Linked DNA regions of Homo sapiens: region 2 is linked to region 1. Evidence: read pairs that join two places in POLR2A ChIA-PET (ENCODE). Cell type or tissue: A673. All regions are shown on one strand. Each heading gives the region's core, and the rest is flanking DNA. Links, peaks and the distances in the headings are about the cores only.

Region 1 (5,391 bases), core at 166-5,165:
GTGAATATTTAGTTAACTTACCTTTCTCCTTTATATATAGTTTAAAATTTTTAATTGTAAAAGCACACATCAATGAAACAGAACAATACAGGAGGGTGTGAAGTAAAAACAGGATAAGCGCCCTCTTATGCCAATTCCCCAGAGTATTCACTGCTAACAGTTTGATCTATACCTTCCATAACTTACACTACATGTGACCATATACTTGTTGACAAATGTTGCATTAACTTGTTTTGTAGAAAAGTGTAATGACACTATACATATGTACTTTATTCTACAACTCATTTTTTCACTTAATACTTCATGTACATCTTTCCATATTAACAAATCTAATTCTTTGTAATGGCTACATCGTAGTATCTATCATAGAAATACCATAATTTATTAATTGTTCCCTTATTGATGGGCATGTGGATTGATTCTAATTTTTCACCTTTATGAAGAATGTTGCACATGAACAAACTCTTAAATCATTTCCTTTGACTGCTTGACAGGACTGTAACATAAATTTGTGTCATTTATTTTCTGTACATATCATATTAAGCTTTATTCATCATATTCATCATAATCGTCCTTATTCTGTCATTTTCCTTTTATCTGTGTTATTTGTTGTACACAAATTTTAAAAACCAACATCTATTTATGCATCAATCTGCCCTTACAGATCTATATCAATTTTTATATGTAAAATTATCTCAGCCATAATTATACTTTAGTTATAAAAAATACATTAATATTTTATTAATATTTTAATTCAAACTACAATTCAATGTACCATATGGTATGAGGCATGAACCTAAATTTATTTTTGCCATATTGAAATCTAGTTATCTCAATTAATGAATTTTATTTATTTATTTATTTATTTATTTATTATTATTATAAAGTTTTAGGGTACATGTGCACAATGTGCAGGTTAGTTACATATGTATACATGTGCCATGCTTACTTTGTTACACTTAGTTTGTCACAGATTAAATAGATTTGTTCTTTGGCATCTATTTCCGGGATCTCAATTGTGTATCATTTGCTTAGTTTTAAGTTAGAAATTTACTACCAAACATTTTTTACAACTTTCTATTTAAATATAATAATATACAGAAAAATGTAAATTTATACTTATAATCAGCACCCTAGAAAACATCCTACAGCCACTGTCTAGTCCCTAACCCCTCAATGGTAAATTGTGCCTGTTTTATATATGTATGTGTGTATACATATATAAACTATCTATATAGTCTATTATAGTATGCAGTCTTTTGCCTCTGGCTTCTTTCACTCAACATTATGTTTGTGCATCCTGGCCAACATGGCGAAACCATGTCTGTACTAAAAATACAAAAAAATTAGTCGGGTGTGGTGAAGTGCACCTGTAATCCCTGCTACTTGGGAGGCTGAGGCATGAGAATCGCTTGAACCCAGGAGGCGGAGGTTGCAGTCAGCTGAGATCATGCCACTGCACTCTAGCCTGGGTGACAGAGTGAGACCCTGTCTCAAAAAAAAACATTATGTTTGTGGGGTTTATCCATATAGCTGTGGGTAACTGTTCATTAATTCTCATTGCAGCATAATATCCCATTGTTCAATCTCATTACAGAATAACAGTCCATTGTTGAATATACCACAATTTATTTATCAGTTCCACTGTTGACGGCATTTGTTTTCTTTAGTTCCAGTTTCCCATAATCTGGACCTATTATGAATAGTGCCACTACGAGCATTCTAGTATGAGTTTTTTGGTAAACATATGTCCACACTTCCCTTGTTTCTGTGCCTAGAAGTGAATAACTGGGTCACAGGGTATACATAGGTTCAGCTTTATATACTGCCAAACAATTTTCCAAAATATATCATTTCATATTCTCATCAGCAAACAATTATAAAAGCTTTTACCATTTATAATGTTTCTATATCCATCTTCTGTTATATAAAACTGCATCTTTTTATTTTGCATACTTTAATCAGAACAATGTAAACAAAAAAACTCAATACACAATGTCCAACCCTGTTGTCAAATGCAGGAGGGGCGGGGGCTTCAGGCCCTTGTATTCTGCCTTACACATAAGGACAGAAGAGAAAGAAAAAAAACCCCACTGTATTAGCAAAGTGAGCCAGGTAGAACAAGGCCACTCAGTGTTGCCGTGGGAGTCATGGGGACCTATATTCATCTTTTTAAAAAAAATGTTCAGATCTGGTCTTTCTGTAAGACAAGAATATCCAATAGTATAAAAACGAACAGTGGTTCTAGAGGATTCTAGAGGCCTAAGAACAGTGTTTCTTTTTCTTATTTTTCAAGAAATATAACCCTAATGCTTCTCTTGGTTGTAAATGAAGACATTAACAAAAGTTAGAAACACTCTTTTTTTTATTATTATTATTGAGACAGAATCTCACTCTGTTGCCCAGGCTGGAATGCAGTGGCACGATCTCGGCTCACTGCAACCTCCGCCCCCCGGGTTCAAGCGATTCTCCTGCCTCAGCCTCCTGAGTAGCTGGGATTACAGGCACACACCATCACACCCGGCTAATTTTTGTATTTTTAGTAGAGACGGGGTGTCACCATGTTGGTCAGGCTGGTCTCGAACTCCTGACCTCGTGATCCACCTGCCTCAGCCGCCCAAAGTGCTGGGATTACAGCTGTGAGCCACTGCGCCCAGCAGAAACACTCTATTTTTAATTGTTCGGGGGGGTGATCAAGATTAGATACTAAAAAAAATTAGATAATTTTATCAAAAGGCTTTGAATGTCTACTAATGTGCTCCTATGGGTAATTCCAGTTATCATTTTCTTATAAATAATATTATAGATAAGACTGGTCTATTTCTGGGATAAACATATATATGTATATATATTTATTTTAATAATATATTAAATATATTATTTAAATATATTAAATATTATATATAATTATATATTATATATATTAATTAAATATATATATATTTATGCCATTTGCTAGAATTGTATTGAGGGATGTTTACATTTTTGCTTGTATCTTAAAATAGTGTTAAATAAAATTTATAGAAGGCCTTTGATTTCAACTGAGTTCCTGCGCTAGGCCCCAGTAGACTAAACCAAAATGGAGTCACTCAGGCTAAAGCTCCAGGTCACCAAACTAAAACTAAGTCAGTTATCTGACCTTCTGAGAAGTCAAGAGAGATAACAGCCAAATCTCCAAATGGGCCAGTTTCAGCCAGCATGAAAAGAAGTCTCCTCTGTTCTGACCCTACAAGGAAAGTAACTTCAAAACAACCAATCTGCTTCAGTTTCTTGTTTCTGCTTTCTTCCGCCCTTCCCTACCTATAAAGCCAATCTCCTCCACTCAGCTCACCGGAGCCCCTTTTCTAAATTTTTAGAGGAGATACTGCCCTGTTCATGAATCATTAATAAAAGTTAATTTGATATTTGAACTAAATTTGTTGAAATGTTGTCTCGATAATAATATAGTTAATAATAATATATAATAATATAGTTATAAATAATAATATAGTTTCCTATTTTAAGATTATTTTTTGCCAGGATTAAGGATAAATCCAATATTTACCTCATTAAATATACCCAAAATTACTAAGATTAGCTAATATTTATGGAGTTCTTCCTATGTGCCGGGCACAGTTGTAAGAGTTTTATTCATTTAATCCTCCTAAGAGTCTAATATTATTCTTCATTTTACAAATCTGGAAACTAAGCACAGAGAAGACAAGTAACCTGCCCAAGATCACATAGCTATGAAGAAACATGAAATAGCGAAAACAACTTTGAAAAAGAAAAACTAAGTTGGAGGACTTACTCTACCTGATTTTAAGATTTATGGTAAAGCTACAGTCATTAAGACAGTGTGATATTAGCATAAAGATACATATATACAATGATGGAATATAAGAATCTAGAAATATGCACATACATGGCCAATTCATTTTCAACAAGGTGGCAAGGCAATTCATTGGAGAAAATATAATCTTTTTAATAAATGGTGCTGGAATACTTCGATATTCATATACAACTCATATACAAAAAAATGAACCTTTCCTCACACCATTAGAAAAATTAACTCATTAACTCAGAATGGGCCATAGACCTAAATGTAAGAGCTAAAACTATAAAACTTCCAGAAGAAAATATAGGAGATAATCTTAGTGACCCTGGGTTAGGTAAAAATTTCCTAAATATGACATAAAATATATGAGCTATTAAAGAAAAAATTTGATGTTACACTTTATCAAAATTTTAAATGTTTGCTCTTCAAAAGACACCATAGAGTCTGTCTCTCCCAGCCATATAAGGTCACCCCGAGAAGGCAAAAATCTGGAAGGGAAGGGAGCCCTCACCAGGAGCCAAATTGGCCAGCACCTTGATCTTGGACTTCTGAGCCTCCAGAACTGCGAGAAAACAGTTGTTTAAGCCACCCCAGTTTGCATATTTTGTTATGACAGCCCAAGCTGACTAATACAGCCAGTTTCACTTACAAATATTCTTGAAGATACAGTAAATATTAATTTCATTAAATCTTACCCCTTGCCCCATAAGTACATGCCTTTTTAATATTCTATGTACAAACTAGAAAGTATGCATAAAAAATTTCTGCAAAAGCATGAAAGTTGTCTTAAAGAAAAGCACTGGAAGATTATTTGACATGCAAGCTCAACTAGCTGTTTTTTTTTTATAAAACACCATTTTTACTTGAAAGAACTAATGCACAAATCCTGGTTGTTCAGACTTGGGTATTTGGCAGAAATTTTCTCAAAAATGAACAAAATGAGCCTGTTACTTCAAGGAAAACAAGTGATAGTATTTGTTATCAGTGATAAAAAGTCAAGCTTTCACATGAAAAATTAAAATTTTGGAAAACTCTACATCTGTGCAGTATGGGAAAAAAAGGAGGAAAACATACTTCATCCATGAGCCTGAGAGCTTCTCGATTCTTAAAGACTTTTCTGGGCCAGGCGCGGTGGCTCACGCCTGTAATCCCAACACTTTGGGAGGCCGAGGCAGGCAGATCACGAGGTCAAGAGATCGAGACCATCCTGGCCAACATGGTGAAACCCCGTCTCTACTAAAAATACAAAAATTAGCTGGGCATGGTGGCGCACGTCTGTAGTCCCAGCTACTTGGGAGGCTGAGGCAGGAGAATCACTTGAACCCGGGAGGTAGAGGTTGCAGTGAGCCAAGATCACGCCACTGAACTCCAGCCTGGTGACACAGCAAGATTCCATCTCAAACAAACAAACAAAAAAAAGACTTTTCTGATAAGATCTGTGGTGATATTAATGAACGTGATCTTTTGATACTGTATCATGAAATACACATTTGGAAGACCTGCTATACTTAAGTGAAGCACCATTTTCTGCATAAATCATACGAGGGTAAAATGTCCTTTCGTAGTGCACATAG
Region 2 (5,391 bases), core at 186-5,185, 140 kb after region 1:
TGAGATGCTGAGGCAGAAGTTTTGCCAGAGCCCCGGAAGTCGAGGCTGCAGTGAGCCATGTTCCTGCTACTGCACGCCAGCCTCAGTAACAAAGCAAGACCCTGTCTCAGAAAAAAAAAAAAAAAAAAAGGATAAGTTTATTGTATATTTAAGACTTCTGACTGGGTGGGGTGGCTCGCAAGTGTAATATCAACTCTTTGGGAGGCTGAGGCAGGAGGACTGCTTGAGCCTGGGAGTTCGAGACCAGCCTGGGCCACATAGTGAGACCCTGTCTCTACAAAAAAATTTAAAAATTAGACAGATGTGGTGGTGCATGCCCCAGTAGTCCTAGCTACTCAGGAGGCTGAGGCAGGAGGCTCACATGAGGCTGGGAGGATGAGACTAGAGTGAGCAGTTATTGCACCACCATACTCCAGCCTGGGCAATGGAGCAATACCCTGTCTCAAAAAACAAAAAACAGAAAGACTTCTGTGACTTGATGAAATGGTGCCATTTTAGAAATTTTACACTAGAGCACAAAGCACTATGCAATGCTGGGATAATGAATAAGACTCAGTTCCTTCTTTCAAAGGAGATATCATGTATACAAAAAATGTTAAGAGAGAGAGTGAAGTGTAGCCTATGGGATGAGTATAGGCAGATGATCCAACTTCAAGCCTCTAAGTGGGAATTTTAAAGTTTTAAAGCTTTTAAAAGCATTATTTATCATCTAAGCGGGAGTTAAATAAAGAAAAAGTAAATGAAAAAAATTTAATAATATAAAAAATACAAAAACATTATTATAAAAGATGCTGAAGCTCATTATTAAAAATCAGAAGGCATGGATGGGTATTAAAGTTCAAAGTAAAAGTTTTTTCAAAAAAATTTCTTTGCTTAACCCTTAGACACACTCTCAGAAGTCATGGTTAACAATTTTTTTCTTTTTTGAGACTGATTCTCACTTTGTTGCCCAGCCTGGAGTGCAGTGACGCGATCTCGGCTCACTGCAAGCTCCGCCTCCCAGATTCACGCCATTCTCCTGCCTCAGCCTCCCGAGTAGCTGGGACTACAGGCACCCGCCACCATGCCCGGCTAATTTTTTTGTATTTTTAGTAGATACATGGTTTCATCCTGTTAGCCAGGATGGTCTCGATCTCCTGACCTCGTGATCCGCCCCCACCTTGGCCTCCCAAAGTGCTGGGATTACAGGCAAGAGCCACCACCCCGGCCCATGGTTAATAATTTTCTACAGATCCTTCCAGAAAATGTTTATGTGCATTCAAACATGTACAATGATGTCCTAGTTTTCTATGGCTGCTGTAACAAATGACCACAAACTTGGTGGCTTAAAAAAACAGGATTTATTCTCTCACAGTATGGAGGCCAGAAATCCAAAATGAGTCTTATGGACCTACATCAGGGTGTCAGTCAGCAGGGCCACACTCCCTCCAGAGCCCCTAGGAAAGAATCTGTTCCTTGCCTCTTCCAGCTTCTGGTGGCTGCTGGCACTCCTAGGCCTGTGGCCATCTTTCTCTACTCTATTCTAATTTTTTTTTTTTTTTTTTTTTTTTGAGACGGAGTCTTGCTCTGTTGCCCAGGCTGGAGTGCGGTGGTGCCATCTCGGCTCACTGCAAGCTCTGCCTCCCAGGTTCATGCCATTCTCTTGCCTCAGCCTCCCGAGTAGCTGGGACTACAGGTGCCTGCCACCACGCCCGGCTAATTTTTTGTATTTTTAGTAGAGACGGGGTTTCACCGTGTTAGCCAGGATGGTTTCGACCTCCTGACCTTGTGATCTGCCTGCCTTGGACTCCCAAAGTTCTGGGATTGCAGGCGTGAGCCACCGTGCCCGGCCTACTCTATTCTAATCTTTCTCTGATCCCTCTTCATATCACTTTCTCCATTGGGTCAAATCTCCCTCCGTCTTGCCCATAATGATATATGTGATTGCCTTTACCCACCCAAACAATCCAGGGTAATCCCCCCATCTCAAGATCCTTAATTTAATCACATCTGCAAAGACCCTTTTTCCAAATAAAGTAACATTTACAAGTCCCAGGGATTACAACGTGATTTCTTTGGGGGTCATTATCAGCCTACACAAATGCATATGTAAATGTGTATGTGAGATACACACACACACACACACACACACACACACACACACACACACACATACAAAAAAGGAATTAGACTTCATATACTGTCTTGCAAATTTCTTCTTAAAACTTAATGGATTTCTTCCACATAGGCACATTTGACCCTTGAGCAATGCCAACGTTAGGGATCCCCCTGTGCAGTGGGAACTTCACATATAATTTTAGACACCCCCAAAACTTTACTAATAGCCTACTGTTGACCAGAAGCCTTATTGATAACATAATTGTTTAACACATATTTTGTATATGTATTATATATTGTATTCTTACAGTAAAGTAAGCTAGAGAAAAGAAAATGTTAAGAAAATCAGAAGGAGGAAAAATATTTTTTCTCGCTCCATCGTTCAGGGTGGAGTGTTGTGGTCCCCTCTTGGCTCACTCTTTCTGGGCTCAGGCAATCCTTCTACCTTAGCCTCCCGAGTAGCTGGGACTAACAGGCATGTGCCACCAGGCCCAGATAATTTTTTGTATTTATTTTTAGAGACAGTAAGTAGACTGTCTTTTAAGTAAAGTAAGACTTTATTGCCCAGTAAGTAGAAAATATATTTACTATTCATTAAATGGAAGTGGATCATCATAAAGGTCTTCATCCTTGTCATCCTCATGTCGAATAGGCTGAGGAAGAGGAGGGGTTGGTCTTGCTGTCTTAAGGGTGACAGGGGCAGAAGAAAATTCACATGCAAGTCAACCCGTGCAGTTCAAATCCATGTTGTTCAAGGGTCAACTGTATTTATATATTTACTTCTGTCTTCCATATCATCTTTTGTTTACTTTAAATATTTGCAAAGCAATTTTTGTATAGACGAATGTCTCATTTTTTGTGTATGGTAAAAAACAATAGTATAAAATTTACCATCTTAACCATTTTTAAGTGTACAGTTCAATAGTGTTAAGTATATTCACATCGTTATGAAACAGATCTCCAGAACTTTCTCATCTTGCTAATCTGAAACTCTGTATCTAAATATTTCTCTTATCCCCCTCCCAAGCCACACCCCCACCCCATCTTTGGTTACTACCATTCTACTTTCTGGTTCTATGAATTCATGAATTTGACTGCATACCTCATAAAAGTGGGTTCATACAGTATTTGACTTTTTTTGTGACTGTTAGTAGATTTTTTTCTCTAATTTTTAAAATGTTTAATTCGCTCATAAGCACAGCACAGGGTATTATCCATTTGTGTGTGCATACACACATACACTCATTGTACTATGTTTATTGCAGTTAACTGAAGTCCTATGTCACTAGAATGCTATGTAACAGAAAATGTTGGTCATACCTCTTGTGATAAATATTTGTTGGGTACTTATTTTGTATCACACATTGGAAGAAAAAGATAATTAAGATACATTCCAGCCCTTGCCCTTGAGGAACTCACAATCTGATGAGAAAGGCTGATCTGCAAACCATTACCCTCAGAACAGTTAAGCTTGATGGGAATATAATGAATGAAGGTCTTAATTACCTAATTCAGAGGTATTCTTTACAGTTAAATGCATTGTAGAATGAGACTGTCTTGGCAGTTCAAAAATCAGACTGTTTTAATCTGAATCCATTTTTTACTTGGCAACTTTATTTATTTATCTACCCCGCCCCCACCCAAGTAAGGAAAAGATACTTGGCAACTTTAGCTTAGGGTTCTCTAAAACCTTCAGAATAAGAGTAACCTGAGTCTGCTCCCTGGTGGAGCAATCTTCATAACTGTTCTTTGGATTCTTAAATTTCTGCTTTATTCCTGTTGTGGATAGGAGAAATTGGGTTACTTACAAATGGTCTTTAAGCTTACTACATTGATTCCTGTACTGATCTGATGATGGCCCAAGGCTTTAAGGAGGTGTGTTGATTCATCTAAATTAGGTGGAGTAATATGGACTTAAAAAAAGCACATATCTTTCCTGTTGGTATGATGGGAGACACAAAATGCAGTCAAACCTTGTAAACTAGGATTCAGGACAAACTCCTCCTACAAAAAGAAAATTAAAACTAGTTGCTAACCTTTGGAGATCTCAGAGACTAGGACTTAACTCCTTGAAATATTAATGCCGTTTCTACTACAATTTTCTTAAGAACTCTTCATATTAAATTAGATGATTGCACATTACAATTGTATTGGCATGCAAGATTACTTACATAGACTTGTACATTTATTTACGTTGACTTTTAGGTCAATTTTTGAAAGATCACATTTTACACACAAGATGGGGAAGGTTATTTTTCTTTTTTTCTTTTATAGAGGTATGGTTTTGGTTAGTTGTTCAGGGTGGAGTGCTGTGGTGCAGTCTGGCTCACTGCAGCCTAGTCCTGGGCTCAGGATCCTCCCACCTCAGCCTCCGGAGTAGCTGGGACTAGTCTTGTACCACCATGCCCAGCTAATTTTTTATTTTTTGTAGAGATGGGGTCTCACTTTGTTGCCCAGGCTGGTATTTTTCTATTTCACCTTCTATTACCTTCCTGCCCATCTTGTATCATTGTCCAGGATTCCTCCAGTTTTGTAAAGAACGAATTCCGTGAAAAGGTGAGGTGGAGCATTGTAGGATCTTTTCCAGGCCTTTGAGTTGCCATTTGAAGAACTGCTCGAGTCCAAAGGAGGTTAATGAAGTAAGCAGCTTACATATAATGAGGGGCTATGTATCTACCTTGATGCTTTGGCTGTTACCTGCAGTAATTTTTTTCACCCTTGGAGGAGGGATTAGGATTGTGATAGTGGGAACTGGTCATCTCCTTTGTTTCTGGAATATTACGTGTAATACTACCAAAAAAAGAGGTCCACCCAACTGCAGTAGTCTTCCTAGTTGGTCCATCATTTGCCTCTTGCCTGGGAAAGCCTAGGACCTAGAAGCAGCGCCTGAGGCCTGCAAACCTCTGGGCGAAGATACACTGCGGCCCCTTTAAGCTTTCAGAGTGTGCGGAGAGGGGAGCTGAGGGTGGGGCGGGCACTCTGACAGTGGCGCTCCGGGCCCCGCCCTCGGAGGAGGCGTTTCCCAGCGGACCGCAGCACCAATGCTGCTGCCGCCGCCGCCGCCGCCTGCCGGGTATTCCTGCTGATCCTGCTCGGACCTTAGCTTCCCTGACCTCTCCCTGCCCGGGGAGCGTAAGTGTCAAACCACGGGCAAAGGGCAAGCATCCCGCGACCGTGCTGCAAGTCCTGGTGGACAGTACTGGGGACTTTGCTGGCCTATCAGAGGCTAAGGCGGCGAAAGAGCGTAAACAATGCCGGCTCCAGTGAGCTAAAGCCAGGGTATCTGCTCTACTT

What was found. ChIA-PET counts read pairs that join two places held together with the same protein. Peaks named below come from ENCODE experiments on the same cell type or tissue, not always from the same donor. Only the 100,000 strongest peaks of a DNase experiment are listed, where the experiment ranks them.
Region 2: POLR2A ChIA-PET joins it to region 1 with 20 read pairs; 2 of 35 experiments call an interaction of 5 or more read pairs at or near these places.

The regions. Positions count from the first base shown.
Region 1 is chr11:46,965,887-46,971,277 of GRCh38, reverse strand. All of the region lies in intron 1 of CSTPP1 (centriolar satellite-associated tubulin polyglutamylase complex regulator 1), which reads right to left. Among named protein-coding and RNA genes, the nearest start is that of CSTPP1, 32 kb to the right of the region's middle. In A673, for the core only: no CTCF peak of the experiment used is centred there; no DNase peak of the experiment used is centred there.
Region 2 is chr11:46,826,600-46,831,990 of GRCh38, reverse strand. All of the region lies in intron 1 of CKAP5 (cytoskeleton associated protein 5), which reads left to right. Among named protein-coding and RNA genes, the nearest start is that of CKAP5, 17 kb to the left of the region's middle. RefSeq lists enhancers at 4,703-5,253, 5,254-5,391. In A673, for the core only: no CTCF peak of the experiment used is centred there; a DNase peak (open chromatin) is centred at 5,060; H3K4me3 peaks cover 575 bases; H3K27ac peaks cover 1,248 bases.